Linked DNA regions of Homo sapiens: region 2 is linked to region 1. The links are chromatin loops, found by intact Hi-C in ENCODE. Cell type or tissue: PC-3. All regions are shown on one strand. Each heading gives the region's core, and the rest is flanking DNA. Links, peaks and the distances in the headings are about the cores only.

The links. Hi-C counts contacts between places; a loop is a spot of excess contacts. Peaks named below come from ENCODE experiments on the same cell type or tissue, not always from the same donor. Only the 100,000 strongest peaks of a DNase experiment are listed, where the experiment ranks them.
Region 2: a loop joins it to region 1, with 4 times the contacts of the local background. A loop is called at or near these places in 1 of 110 quality-filtered maps.

Annotation. Positions count from the first base shown.
Region 1 is chrX:78,363,177-78,371,240 of GRCh38, reverse strand. No RefSeq gene overlaps it. Among named protein-coding and RNA genes, the nearest start is that of CYSLTR1, 40 kb to the right of the region's middle. In PC-3, for the core only: no CTCF peak of the experiment used is centred there; a DNase peak (open chromatin) is centred at 4,450; H3K27ac peaks cover 2,076 bases.
Region 2 is chrX:78,651,510-78,655,509 of GRCh38, reverse strand. It overlaps LOC107985670 (a long non-coding RNA gene), which reads right to left and starts at 2,051. Exons shown (of 3, transcript XR_001755900.2): 1 at 1,996-2,051. In PC-3, for the core only: no CTCF peak of the experiment used is centred there; a DNase peak (open chromatin) is centred at 2,009; H3K4me3 peaks cover 311 bases; H3K27ac peaks cover 1,914 bases.

The DNA.
Region 1 (8,064 bases), core at 2,243-6,242:
CAGACTAATAAAGAAGAAAAGAGAGAAGAATTAAATAGACACAATAACAAATGATAAAGGGGATACCACCACTGATCCCACAGAAATACAACCTACGATTAGAGAATACTATAAACACCTCTACACAAATAAACTAAAAAATCTAGAAGAAATGGATAAATTCCTGGACACACAGACCCTCCCAAGACTGAACCAGAAAGAAGTCGAATCCCTGAATAGACCAAAAACAAATTCTGAAATTGAGGCAGTAATTAATAGCCTATGAACCAAGAAAAGCCCAGGACCAGATGGATTCACAGCCAAATTGTAACAGAGGTACAAAGACGAGCTGGCACCATTCCTTCTGAAACTATTCCAAACAATAGAAAAAGAGGGACTCCACCCTAACTCATTCTATGAGGCCAGCATCATCCTGATACCAAAATCTGGCAGAGACACAACAAAAAAAGAAAATTTCTGGCCAATATCCCTGATGAACATCAATGTGAAAATCCTCAATAAAATACTGGCAAACCGAATCTAGCAGCATATTAAAAAGCTTATCCTCCATGACCAACTCATCACTGGGATGCAAGGCTGGTACAACATATGCACATCTATAAACATAATCCATCACATAAACAGAACCAATGACAAACCCCTTCATGTTAAAAACACTCAATAAATGAGATATTGATGAAACACATTTCAAAATAATAAAAGCTATTCATGACAAACCCACAGCCAATATCATACTGATTGGGCAAAAGCTGGAAGCATTTCATTGGAAAACTGGCACAAGGCAAGGATGCCCTCTCTTACCACTCCTATTCAACATAGTATTGGAAGTTCTGGCCAGGGAAATCAGGCAGAAGAATGAAATAAAATGTGTTCAAATAGGAAGAGAGGAAGTCAAATTATCTGTTTGCAGATGACATGATTGTATATTTAGAAAACCACATCATCTCAGCCCCAAAACTCCTTGAGCTGATAAGGAACTTCAGCAAAGTCTCAGGATACAAAATCTGTGTGCAAAATCACAAGCACTTCTATACACCAATAATAGACCATCAGAGAGCCAAATCATGAGCAAACTCCCATTCACAACTGCTACAAAGAGAATAAAATACCTAGGAATACAACTTACAAGGGATGTGAAGAACCTCTTCAAGGAGAACTATAAACCACTGCTCAAGGAAATAAGAGAGGACACAAACAAATGGAAAAACATTCCATGCTCATGGATAGGAAAAATCAATATCGTGCAAATGGACATACTGCCCAAAGTAATTTATAGATTCAATGCTATTCTCATCAAGCTACCATTGACTTTATTCACAGAATTAGAAAAAAACTACTTTAAATTTTATATGAAACCATAAAAAGCCCATATAGCCAAGACAATCCTAAGCAAAAAGAACAAAGCTGGAGGCATCACGCTATGTGACCTCAAACTATACTACAAGGCTACAGTAACCAAAACAGCATGGTACTTTTTACCAAAACAGATATATAGACCAATGGAACAGAAGAGAGGCCTCAGAAATAACACCACACATCTTTAACCATCTGATCTTTGAGAAACCTGACAAAAATAAGCAATGGGAAAAGGATTCTCTATTTAATAAATGGTGCTGGGAAAACTGGCTAGCCATATGCAGAAAACTGAAACAGTACCCCTTCCTTATTATACCTTATACAAAAATTAACTCAAGATGGATCAAAGATAGATTTAAATGTAAGATGTAAAATCATAAAAACCCTGGAAGAAAACTTAGGCAATACCATTCAGGACATGGGCATGGGCAAAGACTTCATAACTAAAACACCAAAAGCAATTGCAACAAAAGCCAGAATTGACAAATGGGATCTAATTGAACTAAGGAGCTTCTGCACAGCAAGAGGAGCTATCATCAGAGTGAACAGACAACTTACAGAATGGGAGAAAATTTTTGCAATCTATCCATCTGTCAAAGGGCTAATATCCAGAATCTACAAGGAACTTAAACAAATTTACAAGAAAAAAACAAGCAACCCCATCAAAAAGTGGGCAAAGGATATGAACAGACACTTCTCAAAAGAAGATATTTATGCGGCCAACAAACATGTATAAAAAAGCCCATCATCACTGGTCATCGGAGAACTGCAAATCAAAACCACAATGAGATACCATCTCATGGTAGTTAGAATGGTGATCATTAAAATGTCAGGAAACAACAATTGCTGGAGAGGATGTGGAGAAATAGGAATGCTTTTACATTGTTGGTGGGAGTGTAAATTAATTCAACCATCGTGGAAGACAGTGTGGCGATTCCTCAAGGATCTAGAACCAGAAATACCATTTGACCCAGCAATCCCATTACTAGATATATATCCAAAGGATTACAAATCTTTCTACTATAAAGACAAGCACACATATGTTTACTGCAGCACTATTTACCATAGCAAAGACTTGGAACCAACCTAAATGCCTATCAATGATACACTGGATAAAAAGAAATGTGACACATATACACCATGGAATACCATGCAGCCATAAAATAGAGTGAGTTCATGGGACATGGATGAAGCTGGAAACCATCATTCTCAGCAAACTAACACAGGAACAGAAAACCAAACACCGCATGTTCTCACTCATAAGTGGGAGTTGAACAATGAGAACATATGGGTACAGGGAGGGGAACATCACATACGAGGGCCTATCGAGGGGTTGGGGGCTAGGGGAGGGATAGCATTAGTAGAAATGCCTAATGTAGATGACGGGTTGATGGGTACAGCAAACCACCATAGCACATGTATACCTATGTAACAAACCTGCACGTTCTGCACATGAATCCCAGAACTTAAAGTGTATTAAAAAAAGGAAAAAAGAATAATAGTTATTATCTTATATTTTTATATTTTCTCACATCACCAAACTCTGAAATTATGAGTGTAAATGGAAAAAGAAAGAAAATGAATACCCTTTAGAGATACCTTTTTTCTAGGCAATCTATAGTTCTTTCCTTAATTTATATTCACCTCATTTTAATTTGCTCTACAAAAAGTTAGGAGTTACCACTTTTATTTTACCAAAAGTATACTGGCTCTTGTCCTCTGCTGGTCAGGATCCTGTATTAATTTCTGTTCTACACTGGTGATGCTGAGACATGAAATATTTTATCTCTGGGACCAATTTTCAACTAGGTTTGAGGTGATGAAAGTTCTATGCTTTCCTCAGGGTTAGTAGAATCAGACCCCAGACACCCTAGCAGTCGCATACCAGTAGATTAAGATAAATATTAAATACCAAAATGTCTTCAGTGATAGTAGAAACAGGGCCTCTTTTGACTCTATCTTTTATTTGTGGGTTTATAAGGACCTGATGATGACTCAGCCTCAATACATCATTGCATGGCTTATCTGAATCAATCTGTAAAAGTGGACACAAAATAGAAGGAAGGCGGGCCTGAAATAAGGTCCTAGTCCTGTCTCTACTCTTGACAAACTGACTTACTTTGTGGAAATCACATTCTTTTCTGAGCCTTTTTTCCCTCTTTATCTAAAAATAAAAGAATTTAATACACAGTCATTTTCAGCTCTAAAATTCCATAGTTTGGCTGGCTTGGTGAGTGTATCTTTCCCTCTCCCACGGTGTGTCTTCTGAAACCATACACTTAGTGAACAAGTACAGCCTTTCCCTCACAAAGAACAATTTTTTCTGTCATGAATATATAATTTCCATGAGGACGGGGACAAACTATGCAATATCTAGATGAATAAAAGTTTAACTTGCAAAAAGTTATTAAATACTAAACCTTGAAAAGTATGTATTTTATTTGTACAACACAGCAGTCCCTAATTTAGAAAAACAAAACTAGCAAACTGGTTTTTGGCAGCTCTAAAATCCATTTGGTTTTCTTCCATTGGTTTTTATACCACAAGAATATAACACAACGCAGGTTTAGCCAAAATGGGATTACTATGGTATCAGTAATGTCATTTTTTAATATTTAAATTCAGTGACACCACCAAACAAGGTCAACAACGTATACCATATATAGGTGCCTATGTGCAATGTGACTTGAGTAATAGTGGAAACATCCCATACAAATGCTCCTTCTCCCTCTTACCTGCCATCCCTCACTAGTTCAAGGCCTGAAAATGTCTGTACAAGGCAAATGGTTCCAAAATTTTGAATTTCATGAACCAATAAAATTTTCAGAAAAAAAGTTGGATGGAGATAGGGATTGGCCACTGATGGCCAGATTTTTATTTCACCAAGTAAGAACAATAAAAAGTGAACTACTTCTACTATTTACCATTATTTCATAAAAGTTAGGACATCCTAACACAAAAAATGTAGAAAGCATATTATCTCATCATTTAAAAGATACAATTATGCATCACTTAATGATGGGGATGCCATTCTGAAAAATGCATTGTTAGGTAATTCATCATTGTTCAAACATTATAAAGTATATTTACACAAACTTGGATGGAATCGCCTACTGTGGTATAGTTTATTGCTCCCAGGCTACAAATCTGCTTGGATCATGGGTGCACCAGAATCTCAGAAATCACCACAGAAGAACTTATTCATGTAAACAAACACTACCTGTTTCCCAAAAACCTATTGAAATAAAATAAAAATAAAGATATGCAAAAAAGAGTTTAGTTGTTTACATAAAATATGGAAAGATGGTCAAAATATATGTAAAAAAAGCCAAGGTACAGACTGTGAAGTGTAGTGCCACTTGCTAAACACACACACATGCACATACTTGCACACATTCTTACACATGCTTATGAATGCATAGACTATTTCTGGAAAGACAAGAAACTTTACAATAGGGCTAGGGAGGGAAGAGACTTTTGCTTTTTAATATCTTTAATTTAGTTTGAATTATTTCTTAACATGTCCATGCACTACTTTTATACGTTAATACATTTTTTAATACAAGTGACCATATTTACTCAGTAAATACTAGTAATTATTCTTGACCTTGCAAGAAACTTCTAAAGGACAGCTTGAATACAAAGATGAGAAGAGGCCTTTAAAATGACCACAGTGCTTCAAGAGTCTGGTTGCATTTTAATACCAATAATTTATAACCAACATAAAGCCATTTTGCTTGGCCTAACAGAAAAAACATATAATTCTATGGTAGGCATACACAGCACATTTGTTGTAAACTTTGGAAGCAGACCCCCTGGATTCAATTCCCAGCTACATCACTAACTAACTGAGCAAACTTAGGCAAGTTACTTAACCTCTTTCCTTCAGTTTTCTCAACTGTAAAATGAGGGTAAAAATTGTACTCTGTTTAGATTGCTTTGGGGATTGAATGAGTTCATATGTGTAAAGCAAATGATATTAATTCTTGGTATTTAGTAAGACCCACTAAGTAATAGCTAATGTAACAGGATGCTAAATCTGACTTTCGCTGTTGTGTCAGTTTAATAGAAGGTCCAAGGCCAAAAACAATGTAATGGGCAATGAAGTGCTAGGTATTCTAGAAAGGCTTGCACAAGGAGTGGCCAAAACTTGATTCTGCCAACATTCACTCACCTCCAGGATACACAAGGATACATAAGAAAAGGCTAAGAATTTGTTGAGAATATAACGGAACAGTAGTGTAGATTTATTTAGAGAAAGTTCTTAATCACAATTATTTTGGTGTGATATTTCTGCAAGTGATTTTTGTTCTTTTTACATTTAGATTTTTCTGTATGAACACATATGTCTTATATAATAAAACAATGCCATTTTTAAAAAGTCATAAACATGCTATTTTTATTATAAAAATATTTTTAAATCATAAATAGTAAAAATGAATATAACAACTTTATGTAACTTACTGCATCTGTTTTATTTCTTGAGACTCTTTGCATCTCCAAACTTCATTCAAGTCTAAACTCTTTTATCTCTAAACTGTGCCCAATAAACTTTCTTGTTTTTGAAGATTGAAGAATTGTTTAGAAGCTTAAAGTTTACCACACTAACTTAAGCACGTGTTTTACAATAATAAATAATTACATAACTCTTGACCCTTGTGAGTGACTTTCACAAGAAAACATCTTAATGTGACTTATCAAAATTTTGGACAAACTCATTAAGTATGATTTATTTTAAATCCTTCTTAATGGTAGACACTGTGGACCATCAGGAGGTGGAGAGAAGGCGTGTGTTTAAAAAAAAATCTATTGGGTACTATGCTCACTACCTGGGTGATGGGATCCATACCCCAAACTTCAGCATCACGCAATATTCCCATGTAAAAAATTTGCATATGTCCCCCTGTATCTAAAATAGAAGTTGAAGTTTAAAAAATAAAAAAAGTTCCTCTGCATCTAAGTAAGTTTGTGAAATATAACCTGCTTTTTTCAAAAAAGGCTTTGTCTGTTCAGACATATGTTGGGCAAATGGCCTTTGATAAAATAAGAGACTCTATTGGTCTTTGATAAAATAAGAGACTCTATTGTCTTGAGTTTTATATACCCACCCTGATATTGAATATTTTGGTTGCTTTGTTCACTTAAGTTACACACTGAAAGCCTACTATGTACCAACCACTGAGTAAGGTAGCAAGGATACAAGACAAAACCACAGCACCTTCCCTTAAGTTCACAATCCCATGGGGAAGAAAGACATGAATACTAGCCATTAAAACACAATGTGGTAAGTGTTGTAATGGATAGTGTAAAGATTTCCTTCGCATGTCATGATGTCAAGATTTTCCTCACTGCCTTTTGATACCTTTTGTTTAGAAGGGTAGATGTGTAGCAATAAAATGTAGATGAACACAGCAATGAGCAATCAAGATGGGAGAGGAAGAATTGAAAACATTGGGGAGAGGAGCCTTTCTCAGACTGGTGAATAATTGAATGTGGGCAAGGAAAAAACCTCCCATACCAATTAGAGTCCAGAACAAGTCCACAGACTGACATAGTCAAGAAAACCTTGGCCTAATGAGAAAATACTATTCTAAGAGCCAGGGTTGAAATCAGCTGCTGTCCAGGCAAACAGTGAGGGAATCATCAAAAACAGTAAAAGAATAGAAACTAAACAATAAGACTGTCAGAGAAGTACCTGAGGAGAGGATGAGAAAGAGGGAGAGGAAGATAAGAGTCCAGGCAGATGATCATAATGGGATTACATTGGTGAAATAAAATTGATTTCAGACTCTCTAAAATAGATTCCTCTCCATTTACCTTGTCAGTCAGCCTCACTTATAAGTGGTGTGCTAAAATTTCCTAGCTCCTCATTTTTCCAGGAAAACAGGAGGACTATTTCTAGTGCTTTTATGGGACTGCTAGGTCACTATATAAATAATATGTGTGAAAACTTGTGCCAAGATTATTATCTTAAGCTTACAATCATTATTATTAACAAAATAGGTAAGACTACTAAACAGGATCCCAAACCCTCCCAAATTCTCTTCTACCTGCTGGCTGATACTTAAAATTGAGCTTCATTACCTTAACTCAAATTATTAGATTACTTACTATGTGCCAGGGACTGCACTAGAAATACAAAGACACCTGAAACCTATTCTTTTTCTTTTTACTTTTATTTTATGTTCGGGGGTACATGTGCAGGTTTGTTATATAGGTAAACCTGTGTCATGGGAGTTTATTGTACAGATTATTTTGTCACACAGGTACTAAGTATAGTACCCAATAGTTATGTTTTCTGACTCTCTTCCTCCTCCCACTCTCCACCCTTAAGTAAGCCCCAGTGTCTGTTGTTGTGACACAAAGTAAGTTCTCATGAGTTCTCAGCATTTAGGTACCACTTATAAGTGAGAACATGTGATATTTGGTTTTCTCTTCCTGCATTAGTTTGCTAAGGATAATGACCTCCAGCTCCATGCAAGTTCTGGCAAACGACATTATCTTATTCTTTTTCTGGGCTGCATAGTATTCCATGATGTATATCTACATATTTTTATTTATCCAGTCTGTCACTGATAGGCATTTAGGTTGATTCCATGTCTTTGCTATTGTGAATAGTGCTGCAATTAACATTCATGTGCATATGCCTTTATGGTAGAATGATTTCTATTCCTTTGAGTATATACCCAGTAATGGGATTGCTGAGTC
Region 2 (4,000 bases), core at 1-4,000, 290 kb before region 1:
TCAGCTACAATGTCAGACATTTAACACACATTAATCATCTCATTACTCCTCAGAACAATCCAGTGAAGTAGTTTGCTCCTGTTTTAGCAATGAGCAAACAGAATCCAAGCAAGGCTAATTCACTTGCCCAAAGCCACACAGCTAGTAAGTGATGAAGACCTGTTTGGCCTACAAAGCCTTTGCCCTTTCCCCTACAGCATGCCAACCTCCCTAATGCAGTGGTAAGAGCCAAACAAAATTATGGCAGCAGAGACCTAAGTGGGTCCCTTAAGTTTTCCCCTAAAACTGAGGGGAAAACTCAAAACAAAAACTTCTAAAGAGTTTGGCTAATAGTTCCATGTCCTATGCTTTGGTACTACTTCCACTTCCCTGGTTCTCTTATTCTACTGCTAACCCTGTCATCACCCACCAAACTCCCTTTTTCATTTCTTGGAAATTTTTCTTTTGTATACCTAATGTCTCAGACCTCTTTCAGATTCCAAGGTGTTTTTAATGAGAGTTGGGAGTCCAGAACAGTTATCTACAGGACCTGTACATTACATAGCAGCACCACCCCTTGGACTGTCTACCTAGCCACTTCCATAACCCATCCAAATCCTCTGCAGCCTTAAATTCCACCTCTCCTAGTCCTCACTGGCCTTCCCTTCCTTTCCTGAACAGTCAAATGTACTTCGGCACTACAATTGCTTTGTGATACGTGGGGGTTCTTTCCCTAGGTACATGTCCTGTATTCCCCCACTTCCACCCACACACATACATACTTAGCTTGGGTGAAGGAACAGAATGATCTACATCCCTACCCTGGACAGTTAAGTGTAACACAGTGTCTTATACATAAAAAGTTTGACATAGTGACTGATTCGATGACATTTTATTATCAGAGAAAGGGGCTTATTTGTATACTATATACAGGCCCTTCTTGCATTTTCTCCTACTCAGTTGCTCATCTTTATTCCTAAAACCAAACACTATTTGTCAATGTGGAATTAAAGAGAGAAAAAAAAAACTTTAAGCAACCATAAAGAAAAAATGCCTCTTATTGGCCAAATTACCCTGGACCTAGGAAGATCAACTGTGCTTGGTTTCCCTGGGACTGAGAGGAGTCATGGGACATAGGGCTTTCTGCACCAAAACTGGGACAGTGCTAGACAAACTGAGACGGTTGGTCAACCTACCTGGACTCTATATTTTTCTATCTGGCTACAGAGGCTTATTTAATTAGAGTACAATTCTTTATTTTACAAACGGGAATAATTATCTAATCACAGAATCACAGATGCTGTATGTTGAAAAAGACTCAATAAGCTCTCGTCTTAATTTTACAGATTAATGAGCTGAGGACCAGAGAAAGGAAAGTCACTTAACAAAGCTCAGTGTACCTCTACCTATTGTTTTTAAATCCTTTGCTCTCTTTTCACCGTGATCCACAATTCTAACCCAAGAGTTAAAAATCAAGTCTGTGGCTACCATTCAGTCAGGTACTGTGGACAGTATTTAAAGTATAACATGAGAGGTTTAAATGTGGTCAAGAACAAAAAAATTAGCAGGCGTTACACAGCTAGCATAGATAGCCAAATGCTAAGTTATGTGATGGCAACAAATATACTAAACTGAAACATACCAGCTAATGAGACTAATAAAAATTTCCATTTAGTGAGCACTTGCTCTTTGCCAGATATTGTGTTGGGCCATTTAGGTCTTTTCAACTGTCTGCAAAGTAAATATTGTTAGCCCCATTACACAAATCAAATGATTGAAGTCCACTGAAGTGAGGTTACTTGCCAGAGGTCACACTGCTAGGAATTGATGGATTCTAAAAACAAACTCTGATCTGTCTCATTCCAAAGCTGGAGTGTCATCCAACGTACCACACTGCTCCTCAGTATGAACGACCTTTACTCTATTAACCACCTTAATAATATTGATTCACTAAACATGAGTGCTAGTACCCTAGAAAAGATTTTAATTTATTAAATTAATCATTACTTTACTCACTCAACAAGCATTTATGGAATGCCTTCTATGCATCAGAGACAGGCAGGAGAGAAGAGGAGGGAAAAGAGAGAGACAGAAAAGGAAAAATATAACTAAAGCATGACTCATTGTTTTTGCTCTGACCACAATTTAAAAGGGGAAGCCGTTGGGTAGTGCAGCACTGTGACATACAAAGGAGAGAACACTAATTCTGCTTGAACTGAAGTGGTGCATTTTGAGCTGGTTCCTGGAGAAACCTCATTGGAAGCAAGAGGAAAGGCAGGGCTTCCTAGGTTTAGTATGGTGCAAACAAAAAATCAAGCTGGAGGGAAAAAGCAAGGTGTCTTCAGAAATGATAGTTCTATGTCACTGGAGAGTAAAGATGTGTGTGTGTGTGTGTGTGTGTGTGTGTGTGTGTAGGGTGGAGGTGGGGAGATGAAGCTTTAGGTTAAAGACATTATCTATTAATAGCTAAGGAGTTTAAACTTTATCCTGTGAGTGATTTAGACTAAGATATTTGTTTTTCTTTCTTTTTTTCTGTTGTAGATATGATTGTATTTTTCTCTTCTGCTATGAAATACTGCATACTTATTCCAACAAATTCATATGTATCAGGACTTTATAACATAAAAATTGAAGGTTGGCCCCTTTCTCTTTCCCCATCTCACAAACTCAGAGTAGGAAAGAAACATGATTACTTTGTATTTTAATAATTTTATGAGAATATCGAAAATGATAAAAAAGTAAGCGATAAAGTGTGCCTATTCTTTTTATCTTCTTAGATTTGATGAAGTTGAGTTCAAACCATCAAAAGCGAAATATTAAAAGTAAATTAAGCTCAACTTTCATCAAGTATTTATTTTGAGGGCTTACTGTAAGCAAGGCACTGAAGTACACATAAACATATGCAGGACAATATTCCTACCATCAATGATTTCACAATCTAGTAATGGACAAAGGATCATGAATAATAAGAGACTACCATTTCATTTGGGCCTCATCAGTTTCAAACACTTTAAAGAGTCTCTAAATGAAGTTGTTTTTAAAAAATAAATATTTTGTAATATTTGGCACAGATGAAAACAGTCCCCTCTTTAGCTAACTTTTCTAAGTTGACAATTTAAGAAGAAAATGATGTCTATGTATTTTTGTACTCTCCCTTTCTGGTTTGCTTTTTTAAACAAATATTTTGTAGTTTATGATATTAAAGTGTGCCTGGAATATTTATGGTCAGTCTGTAGAAGGATTTACATGTATTTCAGTTCATAAAGTACCTGTATAAGTCTGTTTTTAAAAGGTTTTGTAGGAATAGATAATTTTTAAAATTCTTAATGCAGTAAATTTTGATATCTAACATTCTACAAGATATCAAATATTGAATGACAAGAACAATATAGGGATCAAAGTACTAGGGATCAAGATATTAAGATTAAACTCCTAGGTTTGCCACTTACTAGCTGTACAACCTATTTCATTTAATAAATGAGGATAATAATATTTGCTTTCTCTACCCAGCAAAGTTCACAAAAGCATCAAATGAGAAAACTCATGATAAAAAGCATTTTGAAAATTGACAATGCTGTATAAATAAGAGATATCATTATAATAACCGATCTTTGTTAAAGTGACCACAAGCATCTTGAAAATACCAAAATGCCTGTTTAAATTTATTTCAACTCCACAGAAATCTATACCTAGTAAATACCTCCTATATGTCAGGTACTCTTTATTGTCAATCAAAGCAAGATTCAATTAGGATTTATATAATTATCATATTGAGTAGTTTTTTAGTATTCCTACAGTCAAAGCCCTGGCACATATAACAGCAGTCTCCCAGAATACTTTACGATCTAAAATGCCAATTTCTTATTGGGGCATGACAACTAGATGTTAACTTACTCTAATTGGTCTGAACTTGTTGTTTTTTTTTTTAAATCTATTTAGCACAACATAGAGAAAACATGTCAGCACAGACTAATTTGTGTGTTCCCATCAATAAAAATAACTTTAAAAATTAAAACTCACA